Regions from separate parts of the Mus musculus genome. Here regions 2, 3, 4 and 5 are each linked to region 1. The links are chromatin loops, found by intact Hi-C in ENCODE. Cell type or tissue: heart. All regions are shown on one strand.

Region 1 (5,000 bases):
ATGGGGACAAATGATTTTAACCGAAATCTTTTCGATAGTCTCTCTGAGCCTGGACTACTAGGGCTGCCAAAAGACATCCAGGGCAGCACACAGCAGACCTTTCAGTTGCTGTAACAAGCAGGACTTTCCCAAGTGTTGAACTCACAGCCAAAGCCAGGAAATTTATTCCAGAAGCACACTCACCGTCACAATGGAAAACTGCTAGAAGAAAAATGGCTTTTAAACAACTAAAACCTGCCATCCCAACTACTCAGGAAGCTGAAGTAGGAGGCTCACGTGAGCCCAGAAGTTCCAGAAAACTCTCAAAACTAAATGGAAGGGCAGAGTAGGACCTATAATCCCGCTGATAGCATTGTAATGTCACATTGCCTCTAGGACACCTATTTATCTTGTGCAGTGATTCTCAAGCCTGGATCATCTGCCTCTCAAGAGGCTGGCCTTTTGCTGAAGCCTTCTTTTGTTCCCTCTTTCATAGCTGGGCGCCACTGCCATCTAGTAGGTAGAGGTCAAGGAAAAAGCTAGACTTGCAATTCCTACAAAGGGGGTATGGCTCAAATTATCAAGAGGGCCCATTCCTTTTATGTGGGAGAGTGAGCACACACTGGTGGGGGGGGGGTTGCATGTGAAGGCATGAAGACAGTCTCAGGAGTCATCCCTCGGGTACCAGCCACCACCTCTTTTTGACACAGGATCTCATTAGCCAAGCAAGCTTTGCCAAGCAGGCTACACTAGGTAGCCAGTCAGCTCCAGGGATCTGCCTACAGTCTATTTCATCCTCAATGGGGTTATAAGCACAGGCCACCAGGCCTAGCTATTAAGTAGACCCTGGGGATCCAGAACTCAGGTCCTCACACTTTTGGTACAAGTACTTTACTAACTGAGCCATCTCCCCAGCTCTGAATATTCTTTTTACTGACCAGCTGGAACACATTGACAAATAATGGGGGGGGGGGGGGTTGTCACAGGTGATCTGCACTCTTGAAAGCCCACTCATCTAGACAACTTAGACCTGAAAGATTATTTATGTAGTAATATCCATGTAGTAATTTCCAGTTATACTACTTCAGGGATAAAACTTACCACAGCTGATAATAAATCTGACCAAATAACCAAACAATGCATCTTTTGCATCTATTAGCTTACCACAGAACATGTGAAACCATCTATCTGTGTGTGTAACCAGAATGGCTACTCCTCACTTGGCTCCATTAATGCAGAAACATTTCCAACATTTAGCTCATAACTGAACTCTGGGCCCACCTACCACCACAGAAACCATGTCTCAGATATTAACCATAGGCTTTATATGAAAAACATTCGTATCTCAAATCCCCTGCCTTAGATATTACAATCCCTTAAAATTTAACATCCAATTCCATGAAATGTAAAAGCTTGCACAGGGAAGTTTTTGTTGTTTTTTTTGTTTGTTTGGGTTTTTTGTTTTGTTTTGTTTTGTTTGTTTGTTTGTTTTTAACCTCAAATTTAAAGGTAGCAGCCTGGCATGGATATACTCTGTAAACAAGTGAGAAGTCGCATCGAGGTGGCATAAAATAGACAGAAGCTGAAGCCAAACTCTAAAATTAGCAAATCCTGGCGGTTATTTTTACTTATCAATAAAAGCTTTTGGTGTTTTAACAAAGACCGTTTTCAGAGTAAAGTCTTATATTCTGTCTCTATTCTCATTTATCTGTGTGATTTTTCTAGTACTATGCTGAAAGAAATACCTTTGATATGAGATAAAAGTTACTTCAAAATCAGAATACTCATACAGGTTCAGATTTCCCTGTGACTGCAGCCAACAAAGCGAGCACTGTTCCACAGAACCAGGTGCTTCTGAGTCCTTAAGTTTCACCTATTGCGCCATGAGAAAGACAAAAACCGATGGTTACAGGGTCCAACTGGACTTGTGCCAAGTGTTACCCTCTGAATTGGAATTCCAAGGTAGAAATGTTTGCTCCTCGCCTTAGTTTCCAGAGGAAAAGAATCTAATTAGTTACTATAGAATGCAAAATTAGCGCATCCACCCACTCATCACCAGAGTGCATCGGGTCATTTAAACGCAAGGCTCAGTTCCAGGGAGCTGAGCCCAGGGCCCAGAAGTAGAAAGGACCAAAGAACTCCCCTGCGCGATACAGCAGCGCTGCAAGTCCCGTTGAGACAAATAGGCGGCGGGGCTCTCCTCTGGCTGAACCCAGAAAGTTTTGTTCACACGAACTTGCCTCCAACTACTAGCTTTAGCTCAGCTTCCGAACACCGGCCAGGGCCAGGGCTCAGGGACGCCCCAAAGTGTAACGGAAGGAGGAGTGGGTGGGAGCACACTGGGTCCGATCGTAGCCGGGTCCCGAGCGCTGCGTGTAGACAGAGGCAGGATGGCAAGCTGCTTCCCGGGGCGCAGGAAAGGAGGTCCCTGCCAATCTCAAAGCAGGGAGCCCCGCGGCTAGGTCCCGCAGGGATGGAGCAAGCAAAGAGGAAACATGCCCAGTTCTCTCTAGACCGCCGGTGGAAACCAGCAAGCAGAGCTCACCTGCAGGGATGCGCCCGGGCGTCTCCTCCGCCACGCCCAGGCCGGCCGCCCAGGAGAGCAGGGCGAGCATGGGCATCAGCCGCCCCGGCCTCGCTCCGCGGTCCCCCATCCGCCCCTGAACCCGGGAGCCGAAGGCCTGTGGCGAGGACTTCTCGCGAGACGCTGAGACCCCGAAGAGCGCAGGACCAGACGTGAGCCCGGGGCTGGAGCGGAGGGCGGACTGGGAGGACTGCGTGGGTACCGAAGAGCACGGAGAGGATTGAGCGGACTTCGGCGGAGTCCGAGCGCAAGGAGCGGACGACGGAACCGGAGGCGCCCGCGGCGCGGGCTTAAGAGCAGCCAAGGAGGGCGGGGCCAGGGCCGGGGGCGGGGCGCTGCTCCGGGACCCCGCGTCCCGGGCTATCCCGGCTGCACCCCCACCCTCCGAGTCGCCTACGCCTACGTGCACCGCCTCACGCCGGGGCTCCAGGGAGCTTGCTTGTGGAACGTGCGCCCCTCTGCTCTCCCGGGGTTCCAGAAGCTTCCTCGGCACGCCCTGGCTAGACCTTCTTTCTCTACTGAACCCGGCGCTCCCGGAGGTGAGTGGTGACTGCGAGGGCTTCAGTCTGCTTGGCTGAGTAGGCGCTTGTCACACTCCCAGCTGTTCCTTCTGAACTTCGCCATCACCGTGTCAAGGAAGGCCATGCTTTGATTTTAGTCTGTAAACAGAAACTTTTCATTGTCCGGTGAACATCTCTGCCGCTGCTGGTGCCAGGAGAGCCATAGACTCTTTCCAGTAATGAAGCTTGTAAACCCGACGGAGTCCAAGCCCAGCTTGGGCAACCTGAGGCTGTGCTTTAACAAGATCGCCCTGCCAGGCACATGGAAAATTACTTCCGAAGATGTAGAGGAGCCATTCCTGGTCTCCTGGGAGCTACCTCCACTGCTTTGGGTTTTGATTAGTATGTCTATGCAAAGTCATTTGTCCTCTGGTTTTTACACTTTTAGTCCCAGGATTTAAACTGAGTTGTGCAGGGGTGAAAGTTTTGACAACTTTGTCTCACACACTCCGTGTATGCTTAAAAATGAAGAAAGAATCAAATTGACCGCGTTCAAGAAGCTCGTAGTTAAATCTTCCTGCAATGGGAGGAGAAAGGAAATACTCGTTCTAAGTCTGATTTTTTAAAGTTAAAATTACTCAAAGTTTATGATCACAGGTTTTGTAAAATTGGCATAAATTCAAGAGGAATACTAGCTAGCAGATTGAAAGCAGGTGGGAAAATGTGTAAATATTAGGAGTGTGACATTTAAAGGAAAAAATAATCATGAGACTGAGCCAGTCCTTGCTGTTTTGAAGGTCTTGGTGTGTCTGTCCTCCTCCCTCTTTTTAATAAAGGAAAATTGGGGAAACTTCAGACATGAGTAGAAATAGTCAAAGAAATGGAAACTGTGATTGCAGAAGAATGGAGTAAGGAAGAATGAAGTGAAACTTTTTTTTCTCTGAAGAGGGTCAGCTAAGAAGTGGATTCTTTTACAGTGTGGGTGGCAGGTGCAGCGTCATGAATCCAAGCAGGGGCAAGTAGAATCAGCCCTCAGAAGAAGGGCTGGTCATTTGGCTAAATATGTTTCCAGAAATCCAGACTTGGGCCTGCCAAGTTCCTTGAACTTGATTTCTTGCTTCCCCGAACCTCTGGAGTCTTCAACTTGCCTGGCTAGTGATGGAATTTCCATGTATGCTTAGCTGTAGAGCCTACCAGTAATTATTGGTTACCATGACAGTCTGTTGAGTCTCAAAGGCAGAACTTAAGAGCCTCTATAAAGCAATAGTCTCTGAGACTTTCAAAATAGCCAGACGCTTCAGTAACAACCTGAAACCAAATCCTTCCAGCCCTCTCGGGTTTCCAGCCCTCCTGTAGGCTGGAGTTGTCTACTCCACAAATATCTACTTCCCATGGCAAACACTCAGCTTCTTTAGCTCATCAAATCCAGATCTTACACCTAGTTTCTTTATCTTCATTAATGATCCTCTTACTTACATGGCTCCAGATTTTTGTCAATCTCTGCTCTCACTAGCACCAACCTAGAGGACTGTTATATTTTTCTTCACATTTTCTCTGCCTTCTTCCATTCATTCTTTCCTGCTTAAGTAACATACCTCTTGATGCCCTGGTTCAAGCTTTTTATCACTGGCCAACTTTCCTGTGGCTGCTTCCTGTACCCAAACTGTGGAACTCTGTATTATGGCTTGACCCATCATACTCATGATTTTTGTTTTCATCCCTAAACACAAAGATTCCACAGAACCGGAAACAATCCTAACCCATTTGCCTACAATTCAAATTATTTCACTAAAATATAAGCCACCTCATTCTGTATCCTACACTTGATTGGTTTGGCATACTTTGTCTCTCACCACAAGATGAATGTTTTGTTTTTATTCTCCAAAATCTGTATAGCACTCTCTTCTCCTTTCCTCTACTCTACACCTGATTTGGCT
Region 2 (5,000 bases), 68 kb before region 1:
TTGCTATTTTAGGACTATATCTTACTTCAGAGTTAGATGATTAAATGGGAGCTTTTTAGATAGTTTTTGAAATACATATAATACTTTCTTTTTAACACCAATTCATTCGATTTAAAAATGCCTATTGGAAGTCTACCACATGCCGCCCTATGAGAAAAATCACTCATAAACTGAATAATGAAAGCAGAGACACTGAGTTCTTGATAGAGACTTAATGCATCACTCTCTCCAACTTGGACAATATGTGCACAGCTCTATTCAGGGACAGACTCAACACCTTCATCTCATATGTAGTGAAAAATCCGGCGTCAGTTCCTTGTGGCGGGGACCCTGATAGACAAGGGCTTGAGGAGCAACCTGCCTACGTTTTATTATGACTACTGTGGTATGTATCTTACCCACGATTCTCTGTCTGTGAGGAAGACACACCGCAGTGGTCGGAAACAAGAATGTGAAAGACTATTCCCAGAAATGGATGGAAGAGCTTGCCAGAGCTGACGAAACAACGGCTGCATTTCAACAAGGAAATTCCCTCCGGGCTCCATTCTCTGCTCCTTCGCCTGCTGGGACCATGATCCCACCTCCCTCCAGTCTCCCAGGTCCTCCTCCGCCTGACAGTATGCCTGCACCCCACATGGGAGGCCCGCCCATGATGCCAGTGATGGGCTCTCCCTCCGCCTGGGATGATGTCCGTGGGACCAGCTCCTGGGATGAGACCGCCCATGGGAGGCCACATGCCCATGATGCTCAGGCCGCCGATGATGAGACCTCCCGCCTGCCCTATGATGGTAGCCACATGGCCTGGCATGATCCCGCCAGCCAGATAAGAGCAGAAGCGCTTTTTATCATTTTGTGTTTCTTGCTCTGTTTCACCAGAAGATCTTGGTGCTGAGCCTGAATGTTTAGTAGATGCACGACAATGAACCTTGTCTCTTAACTTGTGACTTGGCTGGGTGGGTGCTCAGCTTTGCCGCCAGAGCTTCTACGGACCACTGCACCTGGAGTCTGGAGAGATTTCCCTGAGAGTCACTGAGCAAAGAAAAAAAGCTGTGATTAATTCTGAAAGCTATACAACCACTTTAGGATGGATTTCTTCCCTGTCTAGAGTGTCCACATGGATTTGATTTGGGGGGTGAAGGGCCCATATCATTCCTCATCTAGGACCAGCTCTGGATGATCACTGCCACAGCATCCAATCCTCACAATAACACGTATTTCCCATTCCTTGTCCTTGAGGTTCAGAGATGAGTGTAGAGATAGCAGCTTAAAGCAGTGGTCCTCAACCTGCGGGTCATGGCCCCTTTGTGGTCCAAAGACCCTTTCACAGGGGTCACCTTAAGACTACCAGGAAACAAAAATATTTGTATCATATGATTCACAACAGTATCAAAATTACAGCTATGAAGTAGCAGCAAAAATAATTTTATAGTTGTGGATAACCGGCACGTGAGGAACCATATTAAAGGGTCACAGAGTTAGGAAGGTTGAGAACCAGTGCTGTAGAGTGAGTTGGGTCCCTTTAGTTTGGTTAAATAGCCAAGGCACAAGGAAAGGGTGGTTGTGAACAGGTGAACACGAAAAGCAGACATAGCCGAGAACTATTTTGACAACCACTCTCCATTTATAAAAACATCATTAATGTCAAAAATGCACATTGTAACTTTCAGTGTTTCAATCACACAGTTTCTATTTTTTTTAACCACAGTAATGTGTCCTTAATGTTCCAGCCATCAGCCTTGTAATGAGCACTCACAATTACTATTTCACAATTACTATTTCTTTCTTTTTCATATACAGTAATTGAAAAGATTTCTTCTTTGTAGACTCCTCGAGACCTGTTCCTGTGGTGGTATAGCTATAACTTGTCTACTCCAAAATGTATCAAATGTACCTGCGTCTGACATCTTCTATACAAGTTTTATTAGTAACACACGCTAGCAGTTACTAGCATTACTAGGTGAGACAAACTTAAATGAGAAGCCTACAATAGAGGTTAGAATTGAGGACAATCCATTTCATTAGCATTAACTGGAGGCATGCCCATTCTCTGAGAATGAGGTGCTGCGATTACTCCTTTTGAAACACTGATACAGAGCACAGCAAATCATTTAAAAAGAACCTTTGAAAAATCATCTCTTCAATCTTCATTAGTACTAGCTCTAAAGAAAAAAAAACGCTTAGGAATAACTAAAGGGAAATTCAAGTTTTTGGATTCTCATGTTTAGATTAGACTATCATCCGTGGATTCTAGCCACAAGGTGGAGCTGTGATGTCATAGTTTGCAAACACAAACCATGTAAATCCAGATGAGAAGGCTTTAGTAAAACACAATCTAAGAAGATAACTTATCGAAACTCTATACTTTTTTCCAACTATCAATTATGTATCACTAATGCTTAGTATCAATTATGTTTCCATTGGCTCGATGCTGCCTTGGCTGTTACAAGCTCCAGCAGATTCAACTACCCCGTGATCTTCCAAGAGATCCTATTACAGTCTCAAAGGTCACTGAACAACACTTTAAGGAACACCTTTTTAAATTACTTAAAAAGTTATTGTGCAATTATGCACAGAGCAGTTTACTATCTACCCAAATTCACAGGAAACTTCTCTGTCCCTTAATTCTCAGTGACAACGTAACTTACAAAATTACAACGTAATTTACAAAAATGAGGCTTTGAAACGGTGACTCTTACGGCATGCTATGGCAATTTTAAATTAATGACTCATGTTTTTACTATTATATAATATAGGCAGAAATTCCTAATTTACAAAGAATATTAATATTCAAAAGAAGCCACTTATTTTTCAGTGAAGACAAAACATGCTAATTGGTTTCTTAATGTACAAATAAACAAATATGAACATCATCAACTTGACAGCACAAAAAACGCTCTTATAACTTAACATAGGGTTATGTACCTGTATGGCAAGAGCCCTTCCAATGGGCTCCAAGCCCAGTCCACAGCTCAGTTTGCATTTTAGAAGCATGCATCCATGTACTTTTCTACTTTCTTAATTTAAATCAAAGCTTGTTTTTTACACACACACTCACACAGCCTCTATGTTTTCCTTCAATGTATATTTAATAACAATTCCAAGTCTGTACTTGTTCTGTGAAAGGCCACAGAAAAACACTGCTGACAAAGCCTGCTTTCATGATGTCCTAAATAATTTAATTTTCCAAAAACAGCATCTAGTGAAAGGAAGTTATTTATACAGACTGATTCTCCACCGTGAACAGCAATTTTAAATTCTATTAGATTTGTCTGCCATTTAAAGGGATCTGGTGTGTAAGTGGTCCCAAACTCTGAATGAATGACATGTCTAAACACTAACACATAAGGTGTGCTCTAGTGTTTAGCCAGCAGGCAAACTAGCAAGAAAGTGGGCTACTTCTATCACTCAGAGCTCCGCTTATTACATTCATGTGTGCTTTTCCCAAAATTTTACTCTATGAAATTACCAATATTAGTTATTTTTTAAGGTAAAGCAGAACAGAGAATGAAATACTAGAATATAATGATCTGTTCTAGGGGACAACTTTCATACTGATTCCATGTGCATAAATAGTTAGTAAAAGCAGACATGAGGCATGTATAATGAACGGGAGTAAGAGGTTCTGGTTTCAAACATTAGCGGAAGAAAGAAGAAAAGGAGAAAAATAATGTGGAGCAAAATAACTATCATGAGGATTTGCAAGCCTGTCCTTTTAGACATGTAAATGATTTTTTGTGTGTGTTTTCTTTCAATAATGCCTAAATGCATTCACATAGTGAAATATTGCAGTTGTAAGGAAAAAGCACAAAATCCGTTTGCTCTTCCAAGGTCTCACACGTTTATGCTCCTCTCTAGAATTTTATACACACACACACACACACACACACACACACACACCGAGAGAGAGAGAGAGAGAGAGAGAGAGAGAGAGAGAGAGAGAGAGAGAGAGAGAGAGAGAGAGGACATGGATTTTTTTCTTGCTGGTCTTACACTCCAGCAGCATGATGTTTACCTCATACACACTCTCTTGCAGAGACATCTGTCATTTTGTTATTCCTGAAAAGAACACATGAATCATGGCTCCAGGAACTCTTCCCATCAGCGTCTCAGTAGTCCATTTTCTCCACCTACCCAATCCTACATCTCCCCATCTTTAACTTGTATCATCTACTTGTGGGAGGTTTACTCTAATTATGATTCTAGGATACACTGTGTATTATTTCATTAAAGGGAGACGAAAAATGAAACCCGAAAATTTGCTAATGTGCTGTGTTTACTCAATTCCTGAAAACATGGCCTGACGTGTCACGAAGGAGCCAACGCCTGGCATCTGGCCCCCTCTGGACAGTGTAGCATGTGTCCGAGGCTAGCCTGCAGAGAGTAAGTCTGTTAGTCTGCTGGACCTGGATGGTGCCACCGCCAGACCAGATCTACTAATTGTGAACACTGCCTGGAGTGCGATTAGATTAATAAATCATCACTAAAACGCGTCCTCAATCTGGCTGATCTACTTTGCATGTTTGGGGACACCAAGAAGAGCACAAGGAGGGAATCCCACTTCTTCCTGGTGAGCATGAGAGCGGAACCACCATATCCTCATGGCTTGGAACAGAACCTGGATCCTCAGATATTCAAAACTACAACTAGACAAAGATGCAGACTGAGTGAATGTATGGCTTTCGTTTGCACTCCTATAGAATGAATTATATCATCTCCCTGGTAAGATGACCTGTCACCGTACGAGTAGAAAAATATAGCTGAATTTAAAATGTACGTAGTAACTGATATACTATTAAGCCATCAAGGTAAATGAAATAATTACGGCTTTTATATCAGATATGCTTTCAGGCTAGTTTACGATACATTCAGTTCTAAAGAAACACCAATAAGACAGAGAGGCACAATGTTTATTTTAAATTATTTTATTTTTCATTATTTCCTAACACACAGAGTTAGAAAAATGAATTTTGGCACCGTGAATAAAGACTTTCTTCAAGTTT
Region 3 (5,000 bases), 270 kb after region 1:
TACCCTGTTACTTTACTATGAGTCTTAACATAAGAGAGTCAGGAGGAGCACCTATTGACAAAGGGCTGCAGAAAAGAGCCGAGTGCCTTTATTTGGTCACTTCATTATCCCTGCGAACCCTCCCTGGACAAGCCTGTGCTTCCTTCCTCACTGTTCCAGATCATCTGCTTTCCTCCACATAACAGATACTAAACCGATGAGGTAAAAGTAACTATTGATAACATTTAGCTCCCTAGTCACACGAACTAAAATGATTAAAATCCTTTGTGCTTATTTGCTCAGTTCACCAGAAGACACACACACACAAAACAAACTACATCCATCAAGTTTTAGGGAGATTCTTAGCAACTTCAATCAAGGCATCTTTCTTATGAAGGACAGAACAGCCTTTTAATTGGATCTGTTCTCCTGGCCATGTTAATTCTCCTAAGGTAAGAAACAATTTTAAGTGTTTAATAAAACAAAATTTAGAATAATAAACAAACATTAAATAATTAAATATAAATAAATAAATAATAAAAACTGTTTATTTTAATTAACACCCAGACATTCAAGCTGAGTGATATTAATCATAAATTGTAGAGAATGGGCATGCACACACATATTTATACAAACATTTCTTATTTAAGTATTTAAATATTTGACATAATAAAAGCCAACTGTCACCTAGTCCTTTATGGTAGCAGCAGCTACTCTAACAACCTATACTAATTGATGTAAAATCAATTTAACCTATTAGGTCTTGTACTAGACTTTAACTTGTATTCGTAATAGAATTTGTTGCGTAATTTGTAAGAGTAGCTGAAACAGTATACATGGAGACTGGTCCAGAGTCTGCGGATGTGAAGGAGTTGAGAGAGGGTCACACTCAGGCAGCCTGAGTGGGCAGTGTGGGCACACACAGTCTGCTCTGTCTTTTCTGAGCTCTTGGTACTATAAAATGCCAAGCCTAGTTTGGGTTCCAATTAATACTTATCCTTCAATAGCTAGCAGGCTTTGTGATATGTTTCTCTAATCCCCCTCCTCGATGGCCTTGATTAAGGATTGCACTTAACTGTGAAATGGTATTATTAAGTTGAACTGGGGCCTCATGTGATCTTTTCAGACAGGATGTGGTATGGGATGCTAGGTAGGAGAAAAATAAGTAGAAAAGAGCCATCTACTACTTCCCAGGTATTATTTATGGCATATGCAACTCCATTATCTTCTCATTTGGTATCATAAGTGGCATAGCTCCTGGCTTAAAGCACCCTGTACAAATGGTATAGACTCTGGCCAGGGGGATAACAAGCAGAGGCATAAGGTAATAGCAGTCACTAGACCAGAAATGATATTCGTAAAAGGTTAATAAAATATGCTGCAAGAAAGAGGCAAGCAGACTCTCAAAACACCCTCTTAAAAGGGAATGTGTGTCTAACTAAAACCGATAAGAACAATTACTGGCCTTAACGCTCCTGCTTTGTCTATAGATATGCGGGTACTCCACTTGCTTGTTAAATAATATGGTTTATAGCTATAACTGTCTTTTGAGAGTGGCCCTTGGAGGTGAGCTATCTGGGCCAAGTTACTCTTGAACGTATGTGTGAGACCTCCCAGGTACTGGTTCCAACTGCCAGCTGTCAAAGTCTGATTACTCAGTCATGAGGAGTCGCTGTACTTTCGGCCTCTTTGTGTCTAAAATTAACGGGGTTGTTTGTTTGTTTTACAAAAGTACAAGAGGTGCCTCTGACCTCCAATAAGTTAAGAGCCTTCTCCTAATAAAACAGGAAATTTTGTTTACAACCAAGAGGCTTGAAATGGAAAGAAATAGAACACATAAAGGCAATATCCACTGGACAAGTGAATAACTGGCTGGCTGCTTGTTACAAGATACAGGAAAATAACCCGAAACTCCTACCTGCCCACAGACAAACCTGACTGAACTACATTTTACCTCTCCAGGCAGAGGTACTTCCCTTGCCCGTGTGCCCACCTCCCCTTCCCAGTCACCTTCTTGGTCACCTTTCCTAACTTCCAGCTTAAATCTCCACCCTCAGATTTCTCTTCGCAGGGCTTATAAAAGTTCTGGGTCCGGTGAAGGTCATGGATCTCTTTAGAGGGCATCTGGCTTACCTTTCTCATGCAGCTCCAAGTGAGGCGAATTCCTAGAATCCTAGCACCAGCAGCGACTCAGCTCTCCAGACTCCTCTCAGAAAGGCATAGGTGCTGCACTACTCCACTAGACTAAAGTCAGGGAGAAAAAGCACCTGGACTTTGAGGCAGTTTAGGTTTTGTTTCCTGAGTCTTTAGATTTCCTTTTCCTGACTGGAAAGATACGCAACCAAATTGAAACCCTGTCTGAGTTCTAAGTCCTTTGAGAATTGTTAGCTGCTCCTGGCAGAGGCTCTCAGTAGAAATGAATATCTGGTCTGTGCACAGTTCTGGAACGCCAAAGGAACACTTACTGGCATTCCCTTTACTCTGACCTCCACTGCATTCTTCAAATGCTGGCACTGATTCAAAAGGAGACTCAGGAATGCTTTCCCTTCCTTCTTGTTTTGTTTTGTTTTGTTTTGTGTTAGGAGAGTCAGAGTGCATATCCCGATAGTTCTCAAATGCCTAACTTCTTCTACTGAGTACCAGCAGGAGCCGGTAGGACCACCAATATTATTTTTCCTTATTATATTTTTGTCACAATCTTGGGACAGTTGTTCACATTCAGGTGAATGAGCCTCTTTGAGACGGAGTCTCCCTATGACTGTTATGGGTCTGGGGTCACTCCGAGATTCACCACCACCACAGGTAAGTTTTAATAAGAGGCTTTATTAAATACTGCCACTCGATATTCATGGCACCAGAACGGCAACCCAGAGTGCTCTCCAGATGCAACAGCTAGTCATATCAAGCCAAACCCACAAGACTGCTTGTGTTTTGTCTACCTGGAGGCAGAGTCTAATTTTAACATATATGTCTTGTAGATGTTCTAGTCATTGAGAAGAGTATGCAAGCTTGAGTACAAAAGCTGGAAATAGTCTCTTTAGTAGGTCTCAAACCAGAGACAAAGGGCTGAGTTCCATTAACATATGAAATTGAATGCTGGCTACCTGGTTCTCCCTGCATCCCTCACTCCCTACCCGTTTCAGGGCCTGACTGCCATATTTGGTTTGGTACCCTAAATTCTCCTCCAGCCAACAGGCTGGGCTGCTCTTCCCTATAAAATCCAATCATGTAAGTTACCTGGATGTTTTTTTGGTTTGCCTTGCTTTTTGTTTGGTTTGTGGTTGTTGTTTTTTAGGTGTTTTCCTTGTTTGTTTGGTTTGTTGTTGTTGTTTTGTTTTGTTTTTTGGTCTATCCTTTACCCTCTTGGCCAGTCTCTTGTCCCCGGCTATCCCCTCCTTAGTTGGCAGACCATCTCTTATCTCCCTTCTACTGCCTTCCTCTTCCCCTCCCCTCTCCTCACATGGCCCAGCTCAGCCTGTCTGTGTGGTGCACTCTGGACTCTCCCTTTTCAGTGCTTTCGTGACCTCTCAACCACAGTAAAGTCTAAACTTTAAGTGTACTTGTTAATCATCAGACACCTCACTTCCTGAGTTCGCTTTTCTTTCACACAAAGCTGGACTGTTTCTCCTGCCTCCCTTCACTGCTCCCCACAAAATGACTACAGAATTTTTAAAAACTCCTCAACAGATAAAAATTCTAGAGAGGGACTAGTAGAGCTCCTGATAGGCAGACAAAGGGGGGGGGGGAGCGGGGGAGCCATGACTACATAATGAAAGGCTTCTTCCTCACCCTTGATCAGAGGTGAAAACCAGTCAGCCTAAACCAAGGGCCTCAAAGAGGGTTTCTCCTCTCCTTAGCCTCTCATCCCCTCACCCCTGCTGATGGATTCTCTGGACAAGTTCACCAGATCAGATCAGGCCATGTTTATATAACAGTTGTGGACCGATCCACCATCCTGTCTATCTTTAAAATGACAAGCCCTGAACTAGGGGAGGAAGACTCTTCAGGGGAAAAAAAAAAAAACCAAACAACAAAAACGAGCTCTTGAGAAAAGTGGGTTTTCAACTTGGGCATCCCCTTCCCCTCCTGCTTTTCCAGGGTCTTTTCTTTCCTCTGTGTGTCTGCTCCAAATCTATTTTCCTTACCCCCAGTACAGGCCTCTCCTCAAGGGCTGCGTCCAGCTGCTTTCTGGAGATTTTTCCTTTTTGTACTTGTCAAGCTTGAAATTTTTCCTGCTATTTCATTCTTTTTTTTTTAATTAGATATTTTCTTTATTTACATTTCAAATGTTATCCCCTTTCCTAGTTTTTCCTCCGAAAATCCCCTAGCCCCTCCCCCTCCCCCACCCACCTATCTCATTCTTTAACTGGCATAGAAAATGGACCCCATGGAGAACCCTAGATGGAAACAGTCGTCCATAGCCACGGTACAGATGCTACTGCAGAAGGAAGGACTGAGTGTGCTCATAACTGACAGATGGAGAAGATGGCATACACACCATTTTAGAACTAGGCCTGACTTCAAAAGGAAAGCCATGCATTCCAAGAACAAGGCCATAAAATCCCCCAGGCAAACAGCGTGGGGATGACCACAAGGATGGAGATATATCTGTGCTGGGCAGCCTTATATGCTGTGTGTATCTCATTCTGGGGTTAAACATTCATGACACAAGAATGCAGTCCACTAACCACCTGGTCACAAGCCAGTCACAAACCAATCCATGTAACATCCCCAACACCCACCATTGAGGCTTTAGATTACCTAACACTAGCGAAAATTCCCCTAGAAAAGGGCCTGCATACCTTTGTCTGGAGTCAACTCTTTTTCTTTTTCCTTTCTTTTCTCTTCTTTTTTTATTTTTTGTAAGTGGCTGACCTCTGCATGCAGGCTTCTTGCTCTCTAGAAATAATAACACTCTTGCCAATTGCATCTGTGAGTGGTGGTCTCCGTGTAGCACTTTTGGACTTAACAAGACCTTAGCCAAGGATGTAGCTGAATTGGGAGAGTGCCCATCTCTCCCA
Region 4 (5,000 bases), 57 kb before region 1:
ACTCAACACAGCATATCTAACAATTACATTAAAAAAAATTTAGTAAAAATAAATAAAAATGACACCTTTGGGGGGCTGAGCATTTGGAATGTTTCCGGAGTAGGGGAGTCTTTTTCCCTTTGTAAGGTCTAAAATGAAGAGAAGCATCGGGTCAGTTGATCTGCACACCCATGTGTGAGGGAGGCATCTTGGTAAATAAATACAGCAGCCTGGATAAAAACTGACACTGTGAAATGCCCTTCCTAGACGGCATGCAGAACAAGCAAAGCTTACAGAGCACACGAGAGCCTCAAGCCTTCCCTGCTGCTTCACTTTAACGTGTTTGGTGAGACACAGATCCAAGCTCATTCCTTAGCAAAACTTCATTAGACACATAATTAAGACAACAGAAAAAAATAATGAGTAAGAGGCCATTCCGGATGCGCTGTTGAGTGAAATCAGCCAAACATGAGCACACAAATACAATCAAAGGTCCTGAGGGTGTTCAATGGGGGTGCACACAGATACACAGGCAGTACAAACATTCTGGAAAACATGCCTTGTTAAACTAAGGAAAAACACTTGCCAACTTTTCTGATATTCCTAAGGCCATGGCTGCTCATATAAATTCAGGAACAAAATAACAATATCTGAAACAGAAAATCTTATAAATATGTTTTCTGAATTAAAACATATTTGCACATTTTGAAAAATTATTTTCTATAAGCATTTACATTTTATTGTAAAAGTACATTTCTAAAACACTAATACACCATCAGCTCCAAATATATTACATATACTATCTTTATAGTCTAGGGAGCCTGCTTCATAAGAGTATACCATCAATAATATTATAGAGTACACTCAGAAAAACAGCTACTGATGTCAGAAGATTATGTGCTTATCAAATATGTAAAGTAAATTTCATTCAAATTAATATTAACTAAACTCGATTATTTTACTTAAAATTTTTCAAATGTGAGCAAATAGTATTCTTAAAAGAACAAAGCTTATTTTTGGATTCTGCCTTTATTAAATCTTCTTAGGCTGCTTATGAGACAAGCCTAGTCTAACATTTCAAAATCTATGTTACAAATGTTCACAAATTATCCTCCTTAAAACCCTACGATCAAAAAAATTGGCTAGTATTTACAAATCGGGAAGAAAGGAGCATCCAAACATAGTGACACACGGACTGAAAAGCAAGCACCTCATGAGAACGCTGCCGGGAGCCGCAGTGGTGGACCTTACCATATCTCTAGCATTGCGGCAAAGAGCCATATCGGGATCCAACTTATCACGGACAAAATAGTTCCTTTCATTCATCTCAGATCGGAGTGTCTTTCCTTGAATTAAGTACACATTAGCCATATATGGGACATTCCAGATTCCTCTGAAAGTTAAAAAAAAAAATACATTCCAAAAATATCACACATAGAAAAATGTGCTTCATGCTTACATTTTAAAAAGAATGCTTTGTAAATGTTCAGGTTTTGTATATGTAAATTATTTGGCTGGTAAAGCATAATGATGGTGTTTGACAAATATGAATTATTGTATACACATATCCTAATGAGGCTTAGGAGAAATTACTCCCCCTCGATAGACTTTCAGTTAGGTTGTATGTAGCTGTTGCTACCTGTCACGGTTGTTACAGTTACGTCACGACAGTCTACGCACAGACTGTTTTCTGTTTAACAGTGAACATCCGAGAGCGAAAGCCCTCACACAGAACCAGAGCTGTGCTGGCCTTGGCTGGCATAGCTCCCTAGAGCAGACATCAGAGCCAAGACATATAGGTCAGAGAGGTATTTATACCACAGGATTTTGTAAAGGCTACGACTGAGGGCGTGCTTCCAACCACAGCAAAAATAAATAAATAAATAAGTAGACATAAAAATAAGAACCCTTACATGGTATTCACAAGGAATTCCCTGAGCTTTCCTTACGTCTGTGGAAAAAGCTGAGAGGAAACACAGCTGCAGAGTAAGTGTCTGCAGACCTTTCTCTCTCTGCGCCCCCCCCCACCCCATTCTGACAGGGCTCCCTCTATATGACTGGTATCAGCTCCCCAAGGCCCGCGTCTGTCACGTTTAGGAAGCAGTAAGGAAAAATCCTGACCAAGGACGTGTAAGACCTCATTTTGTCTTACTTAGATGAAAAAATATAAACAATAAAAGGCCTTTAGATCTACACAATGTGTCCGGTAAACTCTAACACTAAACGTGATGGAATACACCATGCTTCCCTCTAAGGGCACACATGCAGATGCACTCAGTAACTGACCACGGTCCTTACGGATAAATCAGACAGGAAGCCACTGTGTACAAAGAAATTATGGTTTACTCCAATCAACACGAAGGCACTCTTCTGCACTTGATGACCTTCATTTCCATCAAATCCATGGATAGCACCAAATATATGACTTATATGTCATTTTACACTTAATAAAAGTAACTGAAACAGAGTTGACTTAGTACTGATCCCTTACCTACCATGCTATCAGATAACAAAAACTTTATCACACTGGTATCTTTCAGATGAAAATCTTCTAAGTCAACCTTTACCTTCAGAAGGAAAACGTCTTGCCACAGCTACAATTTTCCCAAGGAAAATATGAGTTATTTAATCTAAGGGCACCTCCTTTTAGAAGTCAGAGTATATTCCCCATTTAAACTGAGCTGATGAGTTTGATAATTAAGACGAGGCACTTAGGACTCAGGCAATGCTAGCCTACAATCTGGGGAAAAAAAGAGCGACATTCTTGCCTAGCATTTCCGTAACAAAAACTCTTTTGATGCTTGACAGACTAATTTTTTTTTAATTTTAGCAAATGTCAGCTATCATTTAGAAAGTATATATTACTTGTACATTTGTACTCTATAGCGTCTGTATTTTTTGAATCCTCTAAAAGATGACAATTGAATGTCAGTGGTTTCTTACCTTTTTATGTACACATTAGATCTTACACACAGAGATGACAAATTAAAAGCTACCACCAGCTCCAACAAAATCACCTCATGAAATTGCGAATGTGTGGAAGTTCTGGTTTTCTGCATTATTATTTCTGTATTTATAAATTTTAAAGACAATGAAGACAAGTTTTATTAGAGCTATTAAATGACCTAGATAAACTAAATTCTTGTCCAACTTTAGGAAAGAGTTCTACTCCTCTCTACCACTGGATGTGTACACATGACAACCAAGTATTATCATACAACAATGAAGTTGTCCTATTAGTCATGTAGATTCCTTTCGATCTTAAAAAATAAAAAAAGTTTTTATGTAACTGTAAGTGATCTCCAAGTTCTCAAATGTATCCTAAGCAAAATGAAGACAGATAAAGATGTTTTTAAAGTAATATTAGTAAGATCATATTGTCACTATATTGTATATGAAATGATTCATCAGGCAACTCACACTCTGTTCCCCTGAACAATATCCACGTAATCTTCAGAGCGAGCATAGTACCCATCAGGACTCAGTGCTCCCCAAAAGTTGGACCACAACTTTCCATGACGTGTCACAAGAGGAGCAATGATTTTCCTAGGACAGAAAACCCACAGTGTTATTAACTTTTAAATATTCATTGGAGTTGTGTATTTTGCAAGACATATAACATGGTGAAGTTCATTTAACATATTATAACAACACATACATATAGACACATATGTAATACACAAATAAATATTAGTCTCTTCGTCTTTTCTTCAATAGATACACAAAATTTTCAGTTATGTTAATTAAAAAAGAAAAAATGGAACATTTATTGAAAATGCTAACAAAATACTAAAATAACTTTTTAACAGCATGTTAGTTACATTGAAGAGAGTAAAACTAAATTGTTTCCTTGTGTTTAAATTAAATTCTAGTTTAACTGGCAAACTGAACACTCTCTACAACATTAAGGTAGCCAATGAATATTTGTTGAACAAAAAACAAAATACGCAGATGGGCCGAGACACTGATGAGTCAAGGTTCCTAAAACAAACCCTAATCACTTTACCATCTGTCTCCGGGATTTTAGGGCTTTTAAAACTGGGTTATAGTTGTAAGCTGGCCTAACAGCAACGGATACGTCAGCCTTCACTTCAGAAAACAAAACAGAGACGCTTGCCTGGAACTCAAAGTCCCTTAGGAAACTAGAGTTTAAATGTAATTGCTAACGCGTTGTGCTGAGACGGGACTTTGAGTGGCCTGCAATGCATCAACTTCAGAGAAGGTTATAAAAGCAGGGAGACCTTGACACTCTTTTCCTCTTGCCCCTCCTCTCCTCAGAACATTCCGAAGAATGTTACGAAGCAGCAGGCAGCCCTGAAGAAGCCCTGCTCCTGACGCTGAACCACCCAGTGTACACGTCCACAAGAGTCAAATAATAAGCTTACTCTTTATAGCTTACCCTGTTGGTGGCCTTTTGTTATAGCCATAGCAAACACAGTAAGACACTGTGACAATATTCTGCCTTAACAGCTATTTGGAAAGTGGTACCTTTGAGACAAACACAGTACCAAGCATTTGCACTACACAAACTGCCATAAAATTAACTCATCTGTGCTGGTTAGTTTTAACTCTCAACACAACAAAACTTAGCATCACCAAGGAAGAGAGAGTCTTAAAGAAAAAAAATTTTCATAGAACTATAGTTCTAAAATCAGGTATTTCCAATAATCTGATCATTCCACAGCGAGCTGTAGTTGTACCTCCCGTTGTGCTGATTGTTCCTGACTCTAATTGAAATGGAAATTAAAAAAAAAAAAAACTTCTAGATCGGGTTGGCCAATGGGCATCTCTCACGGTGTTTTAATTGTTTACTGAGGTGCGATGACTCAGTCTATTGTGGGCGGTACCATTCCCTACACAGGGGATCCTGGGTAGGAACAAAAGAGAGAAAAACTAGCTGAGAATAAGCAACCAATTATCTAAGAGCAATTATACTCTCTGCTCTTAACTGTCGATGTGACAATTTAAATTCCAACCTTGACTTGTGCTGACTCAAGTTATGACTACATGTGCTGAGTCAT
Region 5 (5,000 bases), 84 kb after region 1:
GTTAAGATTTATTCCCAAAGATTTGCTTTTCTTATTCAATGGTTTAATTTTTGTTTTTCTCAATAGATGTTTTTCTTTGTGAAGAATAATATATCTATGTATTTAATCCAAAAGAATATGTATTATTAAAGTGGGTTTTAGCATAATGTTGGTGAAATATAGGAGTATGAATTTGCCCATATTTTCCGCTTTTAGCAAAGTTAATGAATATGACAGCGCAGAAAATTTTGTGCTTTTGTCTCTATAATAAACACCATAACCATGGATATCCATGAAGGATAAGATGGAGTTTTTCCGGGAGTACATCCCCAAAGGATCTTTAAAAGAGGAAAATAAAAGAAGATGAAAATCTTCAGGAAAGATAATACATTTTTTCTATAGGAACGGATATCTACTCTATCTGTAAAGGAAATATATACATGGAAAACAAACCATGGATACTCTGTAACTTCACTATTTCTGTTATAACATTTTCCTTATAAATATGCACACGGAAATATGCAAGAATATATAAACACTCAAAGTAACAATAATTCATTCTGTCTTCCGAATGTCTCAAAGGCTGCAGCATACATACATACATACATATGTACATACATACGTACATGCTGTAACTGTGTGCATACCCTGTGGTGTGCCTGTAGTTACTGTTAGTATTTTACCTAGCACTTTACCATACTCACATGTTAGAACATTTACTCTTTCCTAAAGTTTAGGAGTAGGTATCTTCTATCTCCTGATGCATCAAATTAAACAACTAAATCCTAGCAGATGATTTCCAAACAGTTTCAAAGCCTGCTCCATTACAGAGAATGCTACCATGAGCATCTTTAAGGAAGACTTTGACAGATTTTAATTTTTTCTTGGGCACGTATTTTTACAGAACGAATTGCAAAAGAAAAATAATGAATACAACTATTCTCAGCTCTCTCTTTATGATATGTTTCGCCAACTCATATTTCTCCTTGAAGTTTGCACGTGTACATTGCTCTTGCTGTGTCAGCAACAACAAAATGATTAGATATTCAACATCAGGTCTAGTAAAAGTTAGCATGGTATTTTAATTGCCTAACTTTTTTTGCTCATCTGACTGCTACTGACAATCACCTGTTCCAGCTGTGGTTGAATTACCTTTCTTTTTTCTAACAACCCCTCATTCATGTCTGATTTTTATGTACTTATGCTCACAAATAAGTTCTTAATGGGCCCAGGTTTTGCAGATGTTTCCCATTTCTCATGTTCACAAACCTTTGGGTTTTATGCATCTGGATTCAAATTATCCATCCTGACTACATTTTATGTTAACACACTTTATATTAACTATAATAACAGTTTTATTATTAGTTTACCCAAATAAATGCCGAGTGCTCCAATTATAATCAATTTAAATGTTATTTGCCAGTCCCCTTTTACTGACTTAAAATGTATGTTTATTAAATACCCATTTTTATTTTATCCTTAAATCTCTTTCTTCAGTTTTATTGTAATGTCTGGGATCATTCTACTGTCTGTTCATTCTTTAGAATACCCCCTTTTTTTTTTAATATAAAACAAGCTGCCATGTATTTCATTTAAATTGCAGTGTGGCAATTCTTTCAAATAGTCTAGCTAAAGAGCCAGTTTAAAACTATGAATGAGTTACGATTCTGTTTAATTATGTATTATTTAAGGGACATGATATTTTCACCTAAGAAAATAAATTTTATTGGGGTCTCATGTGTAGCATAATTTTAATACTTGGAGTTTCATATTCATATTTTTATCCACAATTCATAGTTTAAATAAATTTGTCATTTTTCTGTTATTTATACTAAAGTGTGTTTTCACTGTACTTTCCTGTAGTTGAGCCTCAAAAGACTTACAAAGTGTGATGCAACTGGAATGCTTATTAACTTTGTTATTGTCCCTAGGCACTTAAATTATGCATAATGTGCCATCTTTGTGTCCTCTGTTCTGGTGATGTCATTGGGCCATACAATGTGACAGTGTGGCTACTTTAAGGGTTACATAATGCCTTGCTTCCTTATTTCCCATAACAAGGAGCTGGAAGGTGGAGGTTGTGTGTTTACTTCTGCAGTAACATCTGTATCCCAGAAGTATCTTGGAAATCAACCTTACTGCATAATGTCTTCATAATATACTTCTGTTACTCTTGCTGGCTCCACTTAAACTACTATAGACAAAATAAAAGCGCAAACATACTGCGGTTCTTAAAAGTGGGTACATCCACACAATATAAGATATAAAATTCTAAGTCCTAAAAGGCTAATATTGTACTCTGTAAAGTAATGGGGGGGGGGGACACAAACAAACAAACAAACAAAAACTTGTCTCTATCTTTTAGCCCCTGCCAGTAAAACCTTGCAAAGTTATCTGAAAACATCTATGCCCAAGGCCCTAGGAGAGACCCACAGAGCTGCAAGGAGGGGACAGGCTCCACTGGTGCAAGAGGGAAAAGTGTGGAGAGGGTCTCCTGGGAAGGGCCTGCACCCTCGAGAGTTCATGTCACCAGGGCCGAATGATGCTCCCATAGAGCCTTCACCCAGCACCCCATTGTCCTATCAAGAGCCGGGGGAAACCAAGCGGACCCCAACACAAGAAACCCCACCCCGCTCCACAAAGCGAAAGTTGCGCAACCACCTGCGGCTGAGCTGCCCCGCCTCCTCCACTGTCACGGAGCCCGCGCCCTCCATCCCGCATCCCCCTAATCTCCCAGGGTCCCCCGCTCCCCGCTGGCCCCTCTCACCGCCCGCAGCTGCAGGCGTCGCCGGCTGAGCTCGCTGTCCTGCCTGGGGGAAGGCGAGAGGCGCCGAGGAGCTGGGACGATCCACGCGGGGCAGCCGGGGGAGCCTTCCCGGGAGGGCTTCCTGCAGGGTGGGGCGCCGGCGTCCTGAACCCTAGCCAAACGCAGGGTAAACAAGTTGTGGGCGCCAGCGAAGCCCGCGGGGTTGAGCTCCGAACCGCTCCTCTGCTGGTGGCGGGAAGCAGCTGGTCTACCAGCCTCACTGCTCGGCTCTCATTCCCATCCCTGGAGGAGACCAGTTTGATCTGGGAGGGAGAGGGACTAGGACTGGGGTGCTGGTGGGGGTAGAAGCAGGCTCAAGATTTCTGACTCTCTAAAGAGGACTTTGGTTACTTGGTTAATTGCTGCTGTCAGGCACACATAGTTTTATCAAATTAAAGTGGTTCGGTCCGGTACAGTTAGCTGAAGGAAGTGGACGAACCAAATGTCCTTTGACCTCACTCAGAACCACAACTGGGCACAGCCTGACCTGAAGAAGCTGCCGAGAACTTGGCCTTGCAGGCTGCGCTCTGGGAGGAGTTTACATGGGGGTGGAGTTCTGGAATTTTCCATTTTCCCTCGCACATGATTTGTCAGAATAGATTTAACAATTAATAATGTTCTGGTCGGTAATATCTGCCAAGAATACTTCTCAAATGAAGAAATACAGCCTTTTATTGAAAGCATGAAACAAACAAACTGACATCAAAGTCTTAGCGAGATGTAATGGTTTGAGTTTGTTAGAGGGACCAAGAAATTGAGCTTGTGAGTGTGAATATCTAGATTGGCCTCATGAGAGATACCAAAAGCATTCAAGATCAAAACATGTCTGTGGAAAGAGAGGCCCATTGGTCTTGCAAATTTTATATGCCTCAGTACAGGGGAACGGCAGGGCCAAGAAGTGGGAGTGGGTGGGGGGATATATGGGGGACTTTTGGGATAGCATTGGAAATGTAAATGAAGAAAATACCTAATTAAAATAAAATTTTAAAAAATCATGTCTGTGAAGCATTGCTTGGAAGACAAATCAAATATATGAGAGCAACCACATAGGCACTCAGGAGCTATGAGCCAACCACATAGGCACTCAGGAGCCATGAGCCACCGCAGAATTCATGGGCTTTTGCATTTCCAGAGCAGGTGTCCAGCCTGAATTCCTGAGGGTTTGGGGGTGGGGGCTGATACACACTTTCTTTATGAATCCCTACTGCAACGTGCCTCTGTCTCTTTGACACTCTTGGGGAGGGAGAGGTGTTTTGTGTTGTGTTTACAACAGTCTTAATGTCAGTAATGGAGCAGTTCAGTAAAATTAAAGTTTCCCCAGGTTCCATTTCCTCAATCCTGTGTTTTTACTGTAATGTTCACAAACGCACAAGCTGTAAAACTATACAGAATATGGCATTTGGGTCAGCCATCAGTTACTTGGGTTTTGACAAAACTTAGATTAAAAAAAAAAAGGCAGCATTTATAGTGTCCCATGTGTGTGATTTCTTTCTTTCTTTGTTTGTTTGGTTTTTTTTTTTTTTTTTTTTTTTTTTTTCGAGACAGGGTTTCTCTGTGTAGCTTTGGCTGTCCTGGAACTCACTCTGTAGACCAGGCTGGCCTGGAACTTAGAAATCTGCCTGCCTCTGCCTCCCGAGTGCTGGCATAAAAGGTATATGCCACCACTGCCCCGTGTGATTTCTTGACTTAACTGGTTTTGCTTGCTTGCTTGCTTGCTTGCTTGCTTGCTTGCTTGCTTGCTTGCTTGCTTGCTTGTATCTGTATTTTTCCGTTCTCTTGAGCCTCTAAGTCTGCTTTTCTTTTCTGGCACAACCTTTGAGATGATTCCACAGCCTTTCTAAAATCTTAGCATATTTTATGCTGTATATTATGTTGACTTTTAAAACAGATACTTACACACACAAAGTAAAGGGTTACATTGTGACATCTTCTTACATATGTGTCAATATACTTGGTTGTTATCCAAGCTTCTTCCCACTACACTTTCCCATTCCTTTTCCCCATTCCCCATACCCTCTGCCTTCTCTCTTCTTGTGGTCCCCTTTGTCCTCAAGAGCCACCCCACTCTCAGCCCCTTCCTGGTTTCATGTTCTATTCCATTTATATTCTATTCACCTCTCTTTCTATGAGTTTCTTTTCTTGTTGCTATGATAAAGTATTCTGGCAAATGCTAGTTAAAGGAGAAAAGACTTATTCTGGTTCACAGTTCAAGGCT

Evidence for each region. A loop is a pair of places that touch in the nucleus more often than their neighbours do. Peaks named below come from ENCODE experiments on the same cell type or tissue, not always from the same donor. Only the 100,000 strongest peaks of a DNase experiment are listed, where the experiment ranks them.
Region 2: it touches region 1 in a loop (5-fold over the local background); 4 of 42 quality-filtered maps call a loop at or near these places.
Region 3: it touches region 1 in a loop (1.8-fold over the local background); 2 of 42 quality-filtered maps call a loop at or near these places.
Region 4: it touches region 1 in a loop (3-fold over the local background); 7 of 42 quality-filtered maps call a loop at or near these places.
Region 5: a loop joins it to region 1, with 2.6 times the contacts of the local background. A loop is called at or near these places in 2 of 42 quality-filtered maps.

What each region holds. Positions count from the first base shown.
Region 1 is chr9:92,540,093-92,545,092 of GRCm38, reverse strand. It overlaps Plod2 (procollagen lysine, 2-oxoglutarate 5-dioxygenase 2), which reads right to left and starts at 2,870. Exons shown (of 19, transcript NM_011961.3): 1 at 2,525-2,870. The coding sequence starts at 2,633. B430319G15Rik (RIKEN cDNA B430319G15 gene) reads left to right here and starts at 2,224. Exons shown (of 1, transcript NR_029474.1): 1 at 2,224-5,000. In heart, a CTCF peak has its summit at 2,160; DNase peaks (open chromatin) are centred at 2,182 and 2,782; H3K4me3 peaks cover 3,098 bases; H3K27ac peaks cover 1,668 bases.
Region 2 is chr9:92,608,335-92,613,334 of GRCm38, reverse strand. It overlaps Plod2 (procollagen lysine, 2-oxoglutarate 5-dioxygenase 2), which reads right to left. Exons shown (of 19, transcript NM_011961.3): 19 at 4,907-5,000. It also overlaps the pseudogene Gm2495. Among named protein-coding and RNA genes, the nearest start is that of B430319G15Rik, 68 kb to the right of the region's middle. In heart, a CTCF peak has its summit at 2,247 (motif pointing right); no DNase peak of the experiment used is centred here.
Region 3 is chr9:92,273,126-92,278,125 of GRCm38, reverse strand. It overlaps Plscr2 (phospholipid scramblase 2), which reads right to left and starts at 2,524. Exons shown (of 8, transcript NM_008880.3): 1 at 2,113-2,524. In heart, no CTCF peak of the experiment used is centred here; DNase peaks (open chromatin) are centred at 1,635 and 2,415; H3K4me3 peaks cover 303 bases; H3K27ac peaks cover 1,488 bases.
Region 4 is chr9:92,597,113-92,602,112 of GRCm38, reverse strand. It overlaps Plod2 (procollagen lysine, 2-oxoglutarate 5-dioxygenase 2), which reads right to left. Exons shown (of 19, transcript NM_011961.3): 12 at 3,400-3,525; 13 at 1,231-1,372. Among named protein-coding and RNA genes, the nearest start is that of B430319G15Rik, 57 kb to the right of the region's middle. In heart, no CTCF peak of the experiment used is centred here; no DNase peak of the experiment used is centred here.
Region 5 is chr9:92,455,672-92,460,671 of GRCm38, reverse strand. It overlaps Plscr4 (phospholipid scramblase 4), which reads right to left and starts at 3,294. Exons shown (of 9, transcript NM_178711.3): 1 at 2,747-3,294. In heart, a CTCF peak has its summit at 2,967; DNase peaks (open chromatin) are centred at 2,781 and 3,271; H3K4me3 peaks cover 1,012 bases; H3K27ac peaks cover 833 bases.